3 separate regions of the Homo sapiens genome follow, and regions 2 and 3 are each linked to region 1. The links are chromatin contacts, found by Hi-C or POLR2A ChIA-PET in ENCODE. All regions are on one chromosome and are shown on one strand. Each heading gives the region's core, a stretch centred on a gene start or an enhancer-like site at or near the end of the contact. The rest is flanking DNA. Distances are from core to core; before and after follow the strand shown.

What was found. A loop is a pair of places that touch in the nucleus more often than their neighbours do. ChIA-PET counts read pairs that join two places held with the same protein, here RNA polymerase II (POLR2A). Pooled maps may share reads with other maps.
Region 2: a loop to region 1 is called in a map of psoas muscle, with 4 times the contacts of the local background. The contact joins two enhancer-like sites. A Hi-C loop is called at or near these places in 20 of 168 maps with a recorded cell type or tissue (MCF 10A, PC-9, Right ventricle myocardium inferior and 13 more) and 13 of 50 pooled maps. POLR2A ChIA-PET finds 5 or more read pairs at or near these places in 10 of 52 experiments (BJ, HCT116, K562 and 6 more).
Region 3: a loop to region 1 is called in a map of heart right ventricle, with 2.6 times the contacts of the local background. The contact joins two enhancer-like sites. A Hi-C loop is called at or near these places in 10 of 168 maps with a recorded cell type or tissue (HCT116, PC-9, astrocyte of the cerebellum and 5 more) and 7 of 50 pooled maps. POLR2A ChIA-PET finds 5 or more read pairs at or near these places in 2 of 52 experiments (MCF 10A and SK-N-SH).

What each region holds. Positions count from the first base shown.
Region 1 is chr10:125,121,107-125,125,037 of GRCh38, reverse strand. All of the region lies in intron 1 of CTBP2 (C-terminal binding protein 2), which reads left to right. Among named protein-coding and RNA genes, the nearest start is that of CTBP2, 37 kb to the left of the region's middle. Within about 2 kb of position 1,282, at least 32 of the 41 ENCODE cell types and tissues checked have a DNase peak (open chromatin) inside an H3K27ac peak, as active enhancers do; they include HCT116, Panc1, ascending aorta and 9 more, where a contact is called at or near this core.
Region 2 is chr10:125,083,707-125,087,316 of GRCh38, reverse strand. All of the region lies in intron 2 of CTBP2 (C-terminal binding protein 2), which reads left to right. Among named protein-coding and RNA genes, the nearest start is that of MIR4296, 53 kb to the right of the region's middle. RefSeq lists an enhancer at 1,626-2,453. Within about 2 kb of position 2,341, at least 24 of the 41 ENCODE cell types and tissues checked have a DNase peak (open chromatin) inside an H3K27ac peak, as active enhancers do; they include HCT116, Panc1, ascending aorta and 7 more, where a contact is called at or near this core.
Region 3 is chr10:125,058,745-125,062,796 of GRCh38, reverse strand. The region is part of intron 2 of CTBP2 (C-terminal binding protein 2); the gene reads left to right. Among named protein-coding and RNA genes, the nearest start is that of MIR4296, 28 kb to the right of the region's middle. RefSeq lists enhancers at 570-649, 1,060-1,109, 3,527-4,052 and a silencer at 988-1,189. Within about 2 kb of position 1,521, at least 31 of the 41 ENCODE cell types and tissues checked have a DNase peak (open chromatin) inside an H3K27ac peak, as active enhancers do; they include heart left ventricle, heart right ventricle, thyroid gland and 1 more, where a contact is called at or near this core.

The DNA of each region.
Region 1 (3,931 bases), core at 33-2,532:
CAACCGCTCCCAAGTTACACTGGGGAGAAACACATCTGAGTGCCGTGCGTCTGTACATATCTATCAGGAGGGAGGGGGCAGAGGGCGATACTTCATCGAGATAAATGCCAGCGGTGTATTTTAATACATTCTTGATTCAGAAGGCACTGTTTGGAATTGCATATTTAAAAGGAAACTGCCATCCCCTTTTGAAGGTATGTGACATTTAAAAGATCTGTAGCAGAAGATTGGTTTGACAGCTTTGAATTATAATTGAAAGAGTTTTTGTTTTAAAAAAGAAAATGATTACTTCTATTTTAAATGTCATCACAAAGACATAAATATGTTTAATCAAATTATATATTTAATGTATGTAGAATATAATTTTTGTTTGTGTGGAAGAGTCACTGGTTTGTGTGTGTTTTAAGCAGCTTTAAAGCTAAGCAATGTTGATGATTTGAAAGTGATTCAGCTTTTTTGGTAAATGACTGTTTAAGGGTTTATAGAATTTCAAAAAATAGTATTATTAAAATCTGCTTATTTTTTATCTATACACGTGTACCTAGTGGCACATTTTGGGAGATGGAGGTACTTTTATTGTTGCTGACAGATAGTAAATTGTCGAATGAACTGAAAAAACGTGGAACCTTGAAGATAATAAAGGCGGAAACAGCAAAGACGCTCCTGCAGTTTTCTTTTGGATTCTTTGAACCAGCGGGGAGTTACCGGGAGTGCTAGCGTCGAGTATGCCAGCCCTTCCTAAAAGGGAGGCAGCAGGGGAGGCCCAGGAAAAGACACAGAGTGCCACAAAGACCTTTCGGGTGATACAAAAGGCTGGTGTGGCATTTGAGGGCACCAGCAAGGTCCCCAGGCTCGAGAAGCAGGGGCGTAGCTCTGGGTCTCCCCTGACCCTGGCTATCTGCTAGCACACTCCAGCTCTAGAACTTTCTTTGAGCAAGCTGGGTGTTGGAAGCCGGCCAGCCCAGCGTACAACTGTGTATGTCAGCTGGGGACAGTCTTGGCCTGTTCCAGCCTGCTCTGTAGTTTCGATTTAGCCAGACTGGGTCAGGGAGTCCTGAAGTTGTTACCCACCAGAGAGGCACTTGCCCAGCACAGAGCTGCCCCGGGGGCTGGTTTTCTCTGCTGGTCTGTCCTCCAGGGCTGCTCTGTCAGGGAACGTGCCCTCTGTTGGGTGTGGCCCTGGGAGGCCTGGGCAGCTGGCAGCACCTGGGAGAGAACAATGAGTCAGTCATGCCCGCTCCCAGGAAAGAATTGACGTAGCACGAGCATCTCTGCCAGCTCCAGTGAGAGAAGGTCAGGGTTCAGGAATTGTGAGCTCTGGCTTCTCGAGAGACAGGATGCACCCCGGGGCCCCTGGGGAGCCGGAGGACACAGATCCCAGTTGAGTGCGTAAGCAGTGTCAACAGGGCCAGCTCCTCATGGCCCCTCCTTGTAAGCGCTGATCCCCTAAAGAAAGGAATTGCCCTACTTAGTGCCCAGCATGAGCTAAACCACATAAACCAAAAAATGACAAATCTGTTATTTTAAAAATTAAACTTATTTTGAAGTAATTGCAGATTCACATACAGAATGAATTCACAGGGTAGGAGAAGGTAATACAGGAGGTCCCTTAAACCCTTTCCCTGGTGCCCTCCAGTTGTAACATTGTGCAGAGTTCTGGTAACAGCAACACAGCGGAGAAATTGACGTGGATAGAATCCATGGATACTATTCAGAAATCCCTAGTGTAACATGCACTCATTTGGCTGTGTATTTAGTCTGTGCAATTTTAGCACGGGTAGGTCTCTATTTGTACCAGCCCAAGAATCCCCCCGTTGCCCTTTTATAGTCATATCCACTTGAGGTGGCCAGGACGGTCCCCAGCTGAAGCACATGGTCGACACACATGGGTAGACACAGCTGACCAGCTTCTAAGACCCAGTTTGCTCAAAGAAAGTTCTGGAGTTGGCGTGTCCTACCTACTTCCTGGTCTCTAAGCCTGGCAACCACTAATCCGTTCACCATCTCTCCAGTGTCATTTAAGAATGTTATATAAATGGAACCTTACAGCATTGCCGCCTTTGAGGATTGGGATTTTTCACTTGGCTTAATTCCCTTTGAGATTCATTCAAGTTGTTGTATGTATGGCTGGTTGGTTTCTGTGTATTGACTGGAAGATTTTTGACCCAGCCTTAGACCAGAACACTGCGGAAGAGGAAATCCATCATGGAAACCCGAGAGTGACAGGACCCTTGCTTGGTGACAAGTAGAGCTGGTCATGTCGACAGCCCCCTCTTACCTCGTCGCGTCTCAGCAGATGTCCATGGGGTCGTATTGGGAGTGACTTTTGTACCAGTTGGCTTGGCTGATTTTGGAAAGAGTGGAAGAACCCCCTTCACCTTGTGAGTTTTGTTCATCTGTGTTGCATGTGTTTGCACAGTGTACATTGACTGAAACATGAAGAAACAGCCCTTGGGCTTTTGAGTCTCGGTTTTCTTTCTTGGCGCTCATGCTCTCAGAATAATAATACGTGTGGTGCAGGCCCGGTGCACCAGGCAAGTGAGGGCTGTGCTGGCATGGTTTCTTTAGGAGGAAGGCCTGTTGCACCTATGTGGCTTTGGCATGCTTCAGTGAAAACTGTAAAATTACAAGTCCCAAGAATCTAATCTCACAGTGAAAATGTTGAGTTGTTCATTCAGAAAGCACGCTTGCCCTGCATTTTGAACATACATACTTGTGTGTATTTATATGTTCATCATGTGAGAACAGCATTTGTGAATTGCTACCCTCATGAACATCCATGCTGAAAGGTTGTCCATTCTTTCCAAACTGCAGAAATGCGGCTGAGCAGTTACATACGTGTGTAAGTTAGTTCAGGATTCCCAGTGTTAGTGACTTGATGCGCATGAATCAATAGATAATATTTCTATGTCCTTTAGGGGCTCTGCAGTTATTTTTTTTCCTGAATCAAGACTAAAGCCAGCCCTGCTGCTGATTGTAGGCAAGTGCCCTTTGCTTTTTGGGGAGCCAGGACTGGAAGGTCTCTTGGTTCACAGGCCTGGGTTAGGGTGGGCCGCAGGTTGGTCTGGAGTTTGGCTTTTCTCTCCCATCCCAGATTCCCCTGGTAAGAGGCTGCGTCACCTGCATCGAGGACCATCAGAGTTGGGTGGTCGGAACTCACTTTGGCTGAATGTGAAGGGGCTGCTGTTTGGGAGGTTTCACCTCCGTGATGTGTTTCTTGAGCCTGGGTGACAGCGTGGTGTGGCGCAAGGTGGAAAGGAGTTTGTTGCTGATGGTCTGGGGGACGCAGGCCTTTTTCCCCATTTCTAGATGTTGTTGTATTCGTTTGGCACTGTGATTAATTCTTAAAAATAGAATGAGTTGCTTCTAGAGGGAATATATTTTGGACCCGGGAATTCAGTTCTGTCTTTGGGTGCTTCCTTCATGGCTGTGTTTGCAGAGTTTCTTCATATGCTATTTTCTGTGATATACATAGCCTTGAAATGGATTTTTTAAAGTACAGAGTCTGAAAAGTGAGTAGTTTGTACATGGTGGGTTTAGCTGCTGCTCCATTCCACAGCAAGGATACTCTTCATTTTCAATTGAAATCTCCCCCAACCTTGAGGTTTGGGTTCATAATTCAGTTTAAAATTAAATAGAACCCGGTTTCCTTCAGGCCTCTTTTCTTTCCAGGACTGTGGATTCTCGAATTCACCAAGCCGTGTGAGTAAAGCATTTGGTATATGATACAGCTAACACTTGGGTGCCTCTGGCGTGCCAGGCGCCACGCTGAGCGCTGTGCATTGGTATTGCCTGTGCTTCCCGCTGTGGCCCCATGAGGGAGGTACAGGTGACCACACCTGGGCTCCTGGGGGAAGAAGAGAAAGCAGAGGGAGAGAACACTCTCCTGGGGTGACTCACAGCCTCACCCAAGGGCTCCTTACCATTTGGT
Region 2 (3,610 bases), core at 1,092-3,591, 39 kb after region 1:
GCGAATCACCTGAGGTCAGGAGTTCAAGACCAGCCTGGGCAACATGGCGAAACCCCGTCTCTACTAAAAATACAAAAATTAACCGGGCATGGTGGCAGGCTATAATCCCAGGTACTCGGGAGGCTGAGGCGGGAGACTCGCTTGAACCCAGGAGTTGGAAGTTGCAGGGAGCTGAGATCACACCACTGCACTCTAGCCTGGGTGACAGAACGAGACTCTGTCTCAAAAAAAAAAAAAAAAAGAAAGAAATTGCCCAAATTTTCCTTTCAAGGTTGAAGTTAGGGCTGAAGAATCAGGGCTGGCTCATGATCTCTTCAGACTCAGTCATCCATCCATTCAGAGATCGTGTGTGTGGGCGCACGTGTGTGTCGTGGACTGTTCCTCAGGATCCGCAGGTGCAGTGGCCGCGCTCCCACTGAACTTGTGTTCTAGAGGCGGAGCCCCCTCCCTGAGGGCCTGGCTTTCTCAGTGTCAAGTGGAGAGCATGTTGTCTTAGTCTGCTTTGGCTACTATAACAAAATTCCATAAGCAGGTGGCTCATAGCAACAGAAATTTAATTCTCACAATTCTTGGGAAATCCAAGACCAAGATGCCAGCAGATTCGATGTCTGATGAGGGCCCAAGTTCTGGTTCAGAGACGGTACTCTCTCGCTATGTGGAAGGGTCAAATGAGATCTTCCTTTTTTTTTTTTTTTTTTTTTTTAAATAAAATTTTGCTCGATTGCCCAGGCTGGAGTGCAGTGGTGTGATCTCGGCTCACCGCAACCTCCACCTCCCAGGTTCAAGCGATTCTCCTGCCTCATCCTCCCAAGTAGCTGGGATTACAGCCGATTACCAGCACACTTGGCAAATTTTTGTATTTTCTCCTGCCTCAGTCTCCCGGGTAGCTGAGATTACAGGGATTGCTGGATCAAAGTTTACCACGCTCGACAAATTTTTGTATTTTTAGTAGAGATGAGGTTTCGCTGTGTTGGCCAGGCTGGTCTCGAACTCCTGACCTCAGGTGATCCACTTACCTCGGCCTCCCAAAGTGCTAGGATTACAGGCATTAGCCACCGAGCCTTGGCCAAAAGAGCTCTTTCATCAGGCACTAATCCCGTTCATGAGTGCTCCACCCTCATCATCTAATTACCACTCAAAGGCCTCACCCTCTAATACCACCACCTTGGGGATGAGGCTTTCAGCATAGGAATTTGCAGGGGGACACAAACATTAAGACCAGAGAGATACTTTGGACTGAGGGGACCCTTTGGTGAGAACACAGGGAGTGGTTCTCTGTGGGGAGGCTGAGATTGGCGTGGCAGGAGGAGGCCAGCCATGGGGCATCTGGGGAAAGGTCTGGAGGCCGAGGGGCTGTACCCAGGGCAGGAGCCAGTGCGGTTGTGGCCCTGTGAGGGCAGACCCGGATCTTGACCACGAAGGCACTGGGCGTTGCTGGAGAGCTTCCAGACACTGGGCTAGGATCACATTTCAGTTTCCAGTGAGAATCCTCCTGGGTGTCTCTGGAAAATGGCTTGGAAGGCATAAGAGCAGAAACAAGGGGATCATTTGAGTGAACTCATATAGTAGCAGAGCTGTGCATTGAGATTACCCACACCCCAGCTGCGAGAGTCCCTGTTAATGCAAGGTGGCCAGTTTAAAGCTGACAGGACTAGATTTCCCCATGGAGTGATTTGCTGAAGGCTTTGGGCTGGAAGTTCCAGCGCCCGCAGAAAACTTACTGTTGGAGGTTCTTCGCCCTCGTTTCTGAAGGAAAGCTCCCAGCTCTGCCTGGAGCCTGGGATGGAAATTGTCTCTGGTTAATAGGATCTTTAAGACAGCTAAATCCTGCACTAAAGACTTGATGCAACTGCTGTTGCACACGGAGGTGGCTCCCCTGCCATATGCCCGCAGAGCTTTCTTTCATTGTCATTACAGAGAGTCAGGCGTGTGTACAGGAAGGAGACGGGATCCTGCCGTAATGACTTTGTCTTCACCATCTTTTCTCAGCTGCTTAAATTGCTGTCAGGGCAGCGTAGGAATCTTAAAGGAGGGAGTTTTCTCTCATATAATTATGCTGTTGGTAAAAATGTTGGCGGCTTTTCTCTACTTTTCCCCTTAGCCACCAAAATAAAACTCTTTATCTTGGAACTCGGCAGCTGTTTGCAATCCGCCTCATTTCTCCTGCTGATGTATTGGTGTCGCAGCTTGGGTGATGGGTGGTGACGTGAGGGTTGAAGGTAATTTCTGTCGCAGTCCCATGGTCATGAGCCAAGACCTGGAGTGCTGGAGGTGCGCCAGGTCGGGTCATCTTTGGGTTTTGCCCAGTGAGCTGTTGCTAAGGAGAGGGCTTTGTTTGCCTAGAGCTGGGGGAAATGTTCAAGGGCAGGCACACATTGGCAGAGATCTGCTGACGTGGCGACGGCGGAACTCATGGCTGTGTGTCAAGCCTGGGCAGTAACAGGTGGCGAAGGCCAAACCTTTGGGGGCAGACTTGGGGCAGCAGTGGAGACGTGTTTTGGGGATCTCAAGGCGTCTTGGTGGGAAAGAGTGCCGGTGGGTCAGGAAGGCGGGGGTGCTGGGACACTGCTGCTGCTTGGGTGGGGTCAGGACCTGCTACACAGATACCAGACCCACCCTCTGCCAGGGGACACAGAACGGGCAAGGAGAAGGGCTGTGCTTCTGAGTGCTTCACTGGTCTGGAAACCCATGTTTTAACTGGGGCCACCCCCGGACCCCTGAGACTGAGGTGGTGTGAACCTCAGGGCTGGGGAGGTGGCTTCCAGGGGACCACCTCCTCACGCCCTCCCTTCCCAGAGAGGATGGGGAAGGTTTGGGCGGGAGCCTCCGGACTGGTAGGGACTCCACCTAGAGGCCAGCCCCTCCTGGGGTAGGCACAGAGGCCTCCAGAGCGCCTCCCTCTGAGTCACATTCCTTCTCATTTAGTCACCTTTCCTTCCACGGGGCTGCTGTTGGCTCGAAATAGAAGGATGACTGGACCGTTCTCCGTGCAGCTTCTTCCCTGAGATGTTCCCCAAGCCCCTCAAGGCATCCTTTGTGATGCACTTCTAAACAGCAGCCGGCTGGGCTCACAGTGGCTCACACCTGTAATCCCACGACTTTGGGAGGCCAAGGCAGGAGGATTGCTTGAGCTCAGAAGTTCAAGACCAGCATGGGCAACATACATAACATCTCTACAAAAAATAAAATAACATAGTGGGCTCTCTTCTCTACAAAAAATCAAAAAACGTAGCTGGGGCCAGGCGCCGTGGCTCACACCTGTAATCCTAGCACTTTGGGAGGCCAAGGCGGGCAGATCATTTGAGATTAGGAGTTCTAGACCAGCCTGGCCAACATAGTGAAACCCCATATCTACTAAAGAATACAAAAATCAGCTGGGCGTGGTGGCGCATGCCTCTAATCCCAGCTACTCGGGAAGCTGAGGCAGGAAAAATGCTTAAACCAGGGAACGGAGGTTGCAGTGAGCCCAGATCGCACCACTGCACTCCAGCTGGATGACAGAGCAAGACTCCGTCTCAAAAAAACAAAACAAAAAAAACTTTAGCTGGGTGTGATGGTGCGTGCCTACAGTCACAGCTACTTGAGAAGCTGACGTGGCAGGACGGCTGGA
Region 3 (4,052 bases), core at 272-2,771, 62 kb after region 1:
CCATCTCCCAGGTTCAAGAGATTATCCTGCCTCAACCCTCCTGAGTAGCTGGGATTACAGGCGTGTGCCACCGCACCCGGCTAATTTTTTGTATTTTTAGTAGAGAGGAGGTTTCATCATGTTGACCAGGCTGGTCTTAAACTGACCTCAGGTGATCCAGCTGCCTTGGCTTCCCAAAGTGCTGGGATTATAGGTGTGAGCTACCGCACCCGGTCCCTCCGTATTTTTTATTACTGATGGCAGCGACCCTAACCCTAACTCTAACCCCTCGCGCTGAGTTCTGCTGCGTGCTGCCAGCGGGTGTCTGCTGTCCCAGAACCTCCCCGCAGCCTTCAGAGTTGTCCCCACGTTACAGTGTTAGAGCTTTAAACAGGACAGACTTAAAAAAGCAGATGTCCTCATCACCCTCATTTCACGTGCGTTCTCTTACAGACACACCCTACTAGGCCATTATACAGTAAACCCTAGCTTCTATTACATCAACAAATAGTTCAGTGTATTTTCCTAAAATAAAAGGACTAACATTTGCTGAGTTTTGAGAGCACCCCTGTGTCCCCCCATTCAGGGGCACCTCTTTCTAGTAGTCCAGAACCGAGGCTGGACTCAGTCGTCCCCTGCTCACCCCGTTTTCCCCTGTAGGCACCGTTTTGAGTCCGCTGGGTTCTGCTTCTCCAGCCCTGGTGGGAGCAGTCGCTAAGGGCCCTCTCGGTTTAGCAATTGAAACAGGAAGTGAAACACACAGGAGTTTAGGTCCATCACAAACTCAGGGCGTGGACGATCCCTGGGCTACCCGGCTTCGGTCCCACCTCCACCCCAGCTGTGTCTTTGGCCCGTTGTTTTCTACCCTGGGCCTCTGTTTAGTCATTTTAGATGAGGAAAGCATACCTGGTTCCTAAGACTGTTGGGAGGAATGAGTGAATTCATGCAAAGTGACGGGAACAGTGTCCAGGATGCCGTGAGCCGGGGAGCCTGCTTATTGCTACAGCTGCTCCTCTCAGTAAGGGTGTGACAGTTGCAGTGACCGTGAGGAGGTGGCACCTCACCGAGGTGCATCTGAGAACCCAGGAATGCAGGCCAGCTCACAGGTCCAGGATGCTGCACGGGGGCTCCGTCTGGCCTGTGGTACCAGCTCTCAGTTGCCTCTGGCTTGGTGTGGGGGCCTCAGGCTTTGCTGCCGTAGACGCTGTTATATCCTCCCATACCCAGATCACCTGGTGTCTGAGTCCCAGGCCACTCCTGGAACTGGGATGTGTGGGATTTGGTGTCAAACTGGCTGTTCCTTGGAGCAAGGAGGAGGAGAGGTGAGGGAGGTCCTGTTCCTGGCGCTGCAGGGCCTGTACCCCTTCCTGTCCACAGGCCTTCTCTGGCCTTCCCCTGGGGCAGCTAGGGGTGTGGAGCAGGGCGGCTGCCAGTGGAGCCACCGTCAAGGGAAGTGTGGGTGTCGCCCCGGATGCCCAGCGAGAGCTTTCCCCTGAACCAGAGTGTCTGGTGCCAACAGCGCCACCAGAGGGGGCCGTTCCACTGGAAGTCCTATCGGGAAGTATTTTTACAGCGCTTGGCTGTCCTTGCAGACGAAAATAAGATGTTTGCTTTAGCAATTTGCTTAGCCCTGAAAACATTCCTAGACAATGCCAGGGCCTTAGTTGAAAATAGTATGCTCAGCTTGCTGGGATGGTCCCAGGAAGGATGTTTTGAGTGAAAATAAAATGGTACATACCAGGGCTGTTTGCCACCGCAGGAATCCTGGGAGAGTTCAGCATTGAGGGTTGCCGGGAGCCGGGATCTAGCAGGGGCTGGCTATGGGCTGCCCTAGCGTGCACCCCTGGGGCCGACCGGAAGATTCCAGAACAGGGAGAACTGTCTGCAGGTGTCACCCTGCATGTTGCTCTTTCCTCCCTTTGCACCTTAGCACACCAGCCCCCGCGGGTCAAGAGGGGTCTCCAGCTGCGGTCCACAGTCCTGGCCTCGGCTTCGTGTCCTCTAGGTTGGGGCACCGGCCTCTCTGGGGAAGCCTGCCCGTGTGCTTCTTATTCCTCGACTGTGAGAAACTTCTTTATCCATCTGCAATCTCTCCTCTTGGCTTCCCCTCTCTCCTGGTCATGGTTCTGCCCACGCAGAATACACCCAATCCCTCTTCCGCATGACTGCCCTGCACATAATCACAGGCAGAGATGGAAACTCGGGAACGTTCCCTGCTGGGGATGAGCATTGCCATTCTCTTCCACAACACATTTGCAAGTTTTTCACTTGCTCAGAACCAGTGTTGCAGGTAAGCCGCAACAGACACACACATGTACACACACACACACACACACACACACACACACACACACGTGGGGGGAATGGAATATCATGACCAGTAGTTAAGGAAAAATGCATTTCTGTTTAAAAGCCATGTTTTAAGAAAAAGTACTTGAACTCAAATAATGACGAGTGACTTATTTCATGACATTTGTCTCTGAGACAAGGTGGCAAATAGTATGCTATGATCATTTGTCGTGTGAAGAGTGAAGTCAGAGTAACCCGCTCAGCTCCAGAGCTTTGTTTTCCTCTGCGGATTCCCTTGGCAGCATTTCTGTGGAGGATAAAAATAGCACACGGTGCCTTAAAATAAATGGCTGTGGGGAATGCTTGTGTACATCAGCTGCGTGGCCACATATGTTCACATTCTCCATATTGTTCACTCTTCAAAAGAGTGACTGGGATAGACGGTTCGAATCTGCCCGCCATATGATAACTAAAGTGACATGGAAGAGCCTTTGGCCCCCGGGAAGGATGACTCCAGGGATGGGCAGTGGGGCAGGCTCAGGTGTGTCAGACTCGTGGCTAACCCGCGAGGTCCTGCAGGTGAGCCTTTTCTGTCCTTTACCCCATTTCATCCTAAGTGTCTCCCCACAAAAGATCAGCAAAGCCAGACCCAACACAAGCTCCCAAACAGGCCCCTTCCTGACTCCCAGTGAATCCAGACAAACGCTGACAAGCTGACAGATTCCGCCTCCTGGAGCTGGTGGGGGTGGGCGGGCAGGAAATTGGCGGGGCGAGAGGGGCAGCACACTGAGCTGCCCACTGATGCAGTGTCAGTGGCCTTGGAGCATGGCTTCTGGGGTCGACGTCAAAAAACAGTGTGAAAATCTTAGCGTGGACATTAGGCTAATGGGTCCAGGTCAGGTGTGGATCAGGATGGGTTGGTGGTGACAAGCCTTGGGTCTGGAGTAAATTCCATCTAAATCATGTCACTTTTGGCTGGAGTGCAGTGATGCAATCTCTGCTCACTGCAACCTCCACCTCCCAGGTTCAAGCCATTCTAATGCTTCAGCCTCCCGAGTAGCTGGGATTACAGGCGTGCACCACCACACCCGGCTAATTTTTTGTATTTTAAGTAGAGACGGGGTTTTGCTATGTTGGCCAGGTTGGTGTTGAACTCCTGACCTCAAGTGACCTGCCCGCCTCAGCCTCCCAAAGTGCTGGGATTCCAAGCGTGAAACACCATGCCCGGCCTCAATTCACATTTCTGAAGTGAAATTGCGTATGTCTTACCCCTCACGTACCTTCATATCGCTGATTTTCTCCTCTATAAGCCAACAAAACCCAGCAGGATCCTGAAACAACTAGCATTGCTTGTGTCTCCTTTTTACTTAAACACGCCTCCCACCCCCACCGCCCACACTTTGTTTAGCACCAGCAAAGGAGACAAAAGTGACAGTGCCGTCTCCAGAAGGTTCACGCAGTGAGCCTCCGGTATCCATGCAGAAGCCTCCCCCTGCCCATCCTAGTGGTAAGGAAATCTCCTGAAGGTCCTCGTCACCTGCCTGACCGTGGGGATGTGCTTTTGGTGGTGGTGGAATCTCCGTGTGAAGAATTTGGTAGACTTGATTCTCTGATCTCTCTGTGCCTTTTTATTTTGAGACAGAGTCTCACCCTGTCGCCCAGGCTGGAGTGCAGTGGCATAATCTTGGTTCACTGCAGCCACCGCCTCCCGGGTTCAAATGATTCTTCTGCCTCAGCGTCCTGAGTTGTGGAGATTACAGGTGTGTGCCACCACACCTGGCTAA